Regions from separate parts of the Homo sapiens genome. Here region 2 is linked to region 1. Evidence: chromatin loops called from intact Hi-C (ENCODE). Cell type or tissue: endothelial cell of umbilical vein. All regions are shown on one strand. Each heading gives the region's core, and the rest is flanking DNA. Links, peaks and the distances in the headings are about the cores only. Region 1 has its middle 19 kb from the start of CLEC3A. Region 2 overlaps LINC02131 (long intergenic non-protein coding RNA 2131).

What was found. Hi-C counts contacts between places; a loop is a spot of excess contacts. Peaks named below come from ENCODE experiments on the same cell type or tissue, not always from the same donor. Only the 100,000 strongest peaks of a DNase experiment are listed, where the experiment ranks them.
Region 2: a loop joins it to region 1, with 8 times the contacts of the local background. A loop is called at or near these places in 2 of 110 quality-filtered maps.

The regions. Positions count from the first base shown.
Region 1 is chr16:78,001,658-78,004,458 of GRCh38, forward strand. No RefSeq gene overlaps it. Among named protein-coding and RNA genes, the nearest start is that of CLEC3A, 19 kb to the right of the region's middle. RefSeq lists a silencer at 1,374-1,573. In endothelial cell of umbilical vein, for the core only: a CTCF peak has its summit at 1,480 (motif pointing left); a DNase peak (open chromatin) is centred at 1,494.
Region 2 is chr16:77,596,201-77,599,001 of GRCh38, forward strand. The region is part of intron 1 of LINC02131 (long intergenic non-protein coding RNA 2131); the gene reads left to right. Among named protein-coding and RNA genes, the nearest start is that of LINC02131, 6.7 kb to the left of the region's middle. In endothelial cell of umbilical vein, for the core only: a CTCF peak has its summit at 1,198; a DNase peak (open chromatin) is centred at 261; H3K27ac peaks cover 836 bases.

The DNA of each region.
Region 1 (2,801 bases), core at 195-2,694:
TAGCTTAGTGTTTGGCTCATAGAGCTCACATACCATCAACTCATTAGCATAGCTGGACAATTTTAACCTCAGTAAGAAAAGGAAGTCTCAAAAGATTACAGTGACAAGTACATATTTCAAAAACTTTAAACTTCACTATAAAGTAAAAACAAAAGTTGTAAGAAATCCTTGAACTTGGACTCTGGACTGTTTCCCAATAACACATGCTAATGTGATAGCTAAGTCACTGAGCCTGCAGTGCAAATCCTGTTGCACCTCCTTAAAAAATCCTGAAACAAGTACAGGAGCCCTGCCCTTCACCTTCAGGAGTAGAGAATTTGATGTCATAGTGCTACAGGTCCACATTGACATTTGATTTCTCCAGGAGGGGAAAAAAAAACGTATTTGGTCATAAAGAAGCCATGAGTTATTTGTTAGATGAGGGTGGGCACCCTATTTTGCTTTTATGAAGCTTTCCTGGGAGAAAAAACTCTGCTACATTTTTAGTACCTAAATAGGGGATGCATCAGGATTGGAGGCAGTTAAAATAGCAATTACCAACAGCAGCTCTCTCCGGTCTACAATATCATAGAGGATTTCTATTTCCTACATTATTTGCTTTTATAATCTATGGATTTGTAGAATGTACATGCATCATTGTGCACGTAATCCAGAAAACAAAAAACATATGTGTATGTACATATGCACGTGTATGCACGTGTGTGTGTGTGTGTGTGTGTGTGTGTGTGTGTGTGTGTGTGTGAAGCTGGAGGTAGCTGGAGCATCTCTGGACCTCCAAGAGGGCTGATGAGAGCCCCAGAAAGGCTCCCCAGAAAGCCTAAGGGAGTGTTTCTCAAACTTCAGTTGTACCTCAGAATCCTAGGAGACTTGTGAAAAGCCAACACAATTGCAGACTAAAGCCCTCCCAGAGATTCTGATCTACGGAGACTGCCATTGCCTAGGAATCTGCATTTTTATGTACAGCAGCCCCAGGCGATTCTGCTGCATTTTGAAAAGTGCTGGTTAGGACCCGGGCCTCTCCTGTGATGGAAATGATCTGAGACTGCACAGCCCAGTGTCATCTCACCATGACAGGGGAGGCCCTGTTCTATACCTGGGTCTGTAGGTCAGGAGTGTGGGATGGCTCATGGGAAGGGGAGAAAGAGCTTGCAACTAAGATGTTCCAATATATTTTTAAAAATTAGATGCTAAATTTATAAAAATATACAGATCTACAGTTGCATGAAAAGCTTTTTCTCAATCCTATCTGTGAATTTCTATGGCAATGGAAATAAATTCATTTGAGGATAAAGGGGAAAGTCTAAGTGTCAGACCTTTTGTGAAAGAGACCTCACCTTCTGCCTCCCTCCCTTCCCCCTCTTCCGCCGCCATGACAAGCCCCAGCCTAAAAGGACATTCAAGGCTCCTCCCAGAAGGCTCCCAGCCAGCCAGCAACCGGGTACCAAGCTTGGACTTGGCGTCAGCCTCCTGCCACCTAGTGGTCAGTCCGGGACACACAGCTAATTTATCTTAATTTCCACTCCACTCTCATTGGTTGATCCAGCGGACATTTGTCTAGCTCCTGTAATGTTGCCAGGCAATTTGCTGGGCTATGGAGGTAACAACGACTTCGTCTTATAGCGCTGAAAGGAATGTGCTGGCATTAGTTAAATCATTCCCAATGGTGAAACTGAGGCCTGGAGGCAGGGAGTATGGCTTACACAGGGTTCTGCATCAACTCTGATAACTCGCTTAAAATATCCTTTTCTCAGCCAGGCGCAGTGGGTCACTCCTGTAATCCCAGCCCTTTGGGAGCCCAAAGCAGGGGAGGACTGCTTGAGGCCAGGAGTTCAAGGCCAGCCTGGCCAACATGGTGTAACCCCCTCTCTACTACAAATGCAAAAATTAGCCAGGCGTGGTGGTGCATGCCTGTAATCTCAGCTACTCGGGAGGCTGAGGCACGAGACTCACTTGACCCTGGGATGCAGAGGTTCCAGTGAGCTGAGATCACTCCACTGCACTCCAGCCTGGACGACTGAGCGAAACTGAGCAGGGGATAAGCTAAGCCCAGACTCTTGACCTGTAGAAACTCATCATGAATATGATCATATCATAAACAAGCCTCAGAGTTTGTGGTCATTTGTTACACAAATAGGAAACTAAAAAAAATTCAATAAATACTGAAAACGAGAGAGATGAGAGCGGGAAAGTAGAAAGTGAGGGAAATGGCAGAGGAAAAACAGTAAGTAGGTGGGTCCATTCTGTAAGGTATTTATTTGATTTTAGCACCAATGAACTCAGGAGGTCGAAAGATGTAACACTGTTTCACCCTCTCTGTGGGGGTGAGATGGGATGTGAACCTTCAGCACCAGTGACTGTCTCTTCAGCAAGCTCAGCAGGGAGGAAATAAAGTCCTATTGATAGTTCTGATGCTTAAGCCCCAGAGAAGCCTCCAGCCCAGAGATAAGTAAGCTTCTCTGGGTGTTCATATGTGGTTCACTTGTCTGCCTGTAGAACACTGGAACAGGAGCTGTTCATCTCCACCCAAACCACTAAGAATGCATTTCTCACAACTCAGGTTTTGTATCTACGTGGAAAAAAAAAATGCTGGGCAGAAAAAAAGCTGTATGATCTTCCTTGGGTGAAAATAAATTTTATCTCAGATACTAGTGGACATTAATTAAAAATTCATGGAATAGCTCTCAAGAGAGAAGATGTCAGTAAACATTAGAATATAAGCTCTATGAGGGCAGGGATATTTGTCAGTCAGGTTTACTCTTGTATCTTTGCACCTAGGACACTTTCTGGCACATAGTGGGGCC
Region 2 (2,801 bases), core at 222-2,721, 410 kb before region 1:
AGATTTTACCCCAAGTTGCAATAGTTCCTTGCTATCAAATTTTTGGATTGGTTTATAAAACTTTATGTTCAATACTTCCTGTTTAATTCATGAAGCATATTCTGGCCAATATGGGTGAAACCACAGAGAAAGAAAAGTAAACAAGTATACTTAGGATAATTCATGGTAATTGCTCTTATGAAAGAGATTATGAATCATTTTATCTCTACAAATTTGATGCATTTCCAAGCATTCTGGTGTGGCACAAGAATATTACAGATTCAATTCCTCAATTCCCAAGCATTTCCTGTTTCCCAAGCCTTCTGATGTGGTACAAGAATATTAAAGACTCATTTCCTGATTTTGATAAAGTTACAGTGTGGCTGGGAGGCAAGACATGCACAAAGATACTAAACATAAGTTTACATAAGTTATGTCAAAGTAAATGCTTTGAAAGAAAAGGTAAAATCTCCATGACTGGGATGTCAGGATAATGCCATAAGGGAGTGGATGAAAATTTGTCTTTGAGGAATGCAGTAAGCCTCATAAAATCATCATAAAGAAGAATGGAAAATAAAGACTCCTGGTGTGTCTGCGAAATAATTAGAGGACTAATCTGTGTAGAGGAAATACATTTATTGGAGGCAGGTGAGGTAAGGTAAAAGAAGGCAAAGACACTGGCTGCAGTCTGAATCTTCAGGGCTTTATTCTACACCCAATAGAGATGTCATTTAACAACGTAATGACTTACAAAGATTCTTGCTTTCAGATATTGGTCCGAGCATGATGTGATCAGGGGAAAGAACGGTGGGGACAGGAAGATCACTTTAGGGAGCCATCTTGCACATTTGGAATAAGAGGAGAATACAGGAGAATAAAATATGAACTCAATGACATCAGCAGAAATAAAAATTCTTTCAGAGGGATACTGAAGAAGCATGATTAACAGACTTTTGAGGTTATATGGATATTGTCAAAGAGGCAATGCATCATAAAAAACCACCCTAAAATTGTAAACTCAGTTGTTGGAAGAACTTATGATATGACCACTGAGAAAAAGAGAAGTTAAAGAAAAGTATTAATTTAGGAATGGCAGAGACCAGATGATATATGAGTCTGGTTTAAGACATGCTGAATTGAATCTATTGATATATTACTAGATGGAGGGACTTAGAGGATGGTTAAAAATATTTGGCTGAAGCTCAGGAAAGAGATTGGACACTGGGAGTCCCCTGTTGGACAGCTGAAGCTATAACATTAGATGAGCTCACCAAGGGAGAGGTGTTATGCAAAGAAGATTGCAATCCTGGGACCAAGACTTAAGGAATGTCCACACATAAAGACAGGAGACAAAGAAGTTGGTGTTAAAGAGAAAGAAACAACCAGAAAGACAGGATGGGAATTGATGTCTTGGAAAAGTATGGGATCCCGAGATAGTTACCTTTGAGGACTACTCAGAGTTCTGAAACATATTTTAGCCACAGGACCTTTTTGTCAAGTGAAAAATCTGTGAGAAACCTGAGAATAGCAGAACTGCTCCAGTACGAGATGGGTTGGAGACTTGAAGAACTGATGTTTCAGTAGGGCATGGTGGCTCACACCTGTAATCGCAGCACTCTGGGAGGCTGACACAGGAGGATCATTTGAGTCCAGGAGTTCAAGACCAGCCTGGGTGACATGGCAAAACCCCATCTCTACAAAAAAATACAAAAATTAGCTGGGTATGGTAGCACATGCCTGTTGTCCTAGCTACTCGGGAGGCTGAGGTAGAAGGACTGATTTAGCCCTGGGAGGTTGAAGCTGCAGTGAGCCATGATCAGGCTGACAGAGCAAGACCCTGTCTCGAAAGCAGATGAAAATCAAACTGTCATCTCAGCCCTCCCATCTCCAACCTGACCCCCACCCCAAGCATTCACCGCTACTAAGGGAGTGCTGGTTGACAAAGACTCCATAAAACAGAGCTTGAAAATCGTTGACTTTTGATTCTTTTTATTTTAAAGATGAGGAAACTGGAACACCGTGAGGAAAAGTGAAGAGATTATCAGTGACAGAATCATGAGTTTCATCCCCTGATTTCTGGTCTGTTAGTCTTTAATTAGCAACAATGCTTCTTACAGTGCCCAGAAACCTGAGAGAGAAGAGAGGTTCAGGGAGGAAGGATGGTGGCCTGTGTACAGAGTACACGGGGGATGAGGGAGTCCTAGAGGTGCTCCCAGCCCAACACAGACAGACAGCTGCTCGATCCTCCATCCCTATTCCAGGAATACACCTATCAATCACTTTCTGCAGGTCGCAGGAGATAATTTATTTTCTATATACCACTTTATACTTTTTTTTTTTTGAGATGAATCTCATTCTGTTGCCCAGGTTGGAGTGCAGTGGCTTGATCTCATCTCACTGCAACATCTGCCTCCCAGGTTGAAGCGATTCTCCTGCCTCAGCCTCCTGAGTACCTGGGATTACAGGCACCTGTTACCACACCCAACACATTTTTGTATTTTTAGTAGAGATGGGGTTTCACCATGCTGACCAGGCTGGTCACAAACTCCTGGCCTCAAATGATAGGCCCACCTCGGCCTCCCAAAGTGCTGGGATTACAGGTGTAAGCCACTCCACCCAGCCCACTTTATACTTTTCAAAGTATTGTCACATCCAACATCTTTTTTTATCATCACAATAATCATGGGAAGGGGACAAGTTGGGCAGGTAATACTACAGTATTCACAATGTACACAACGCCTCAGAGACATTAACTAACTTGACCAACTCACTCCAGCACCAGGATTAGAACTCCAGTGGCTCCCCACGAATAAAACAAGGCA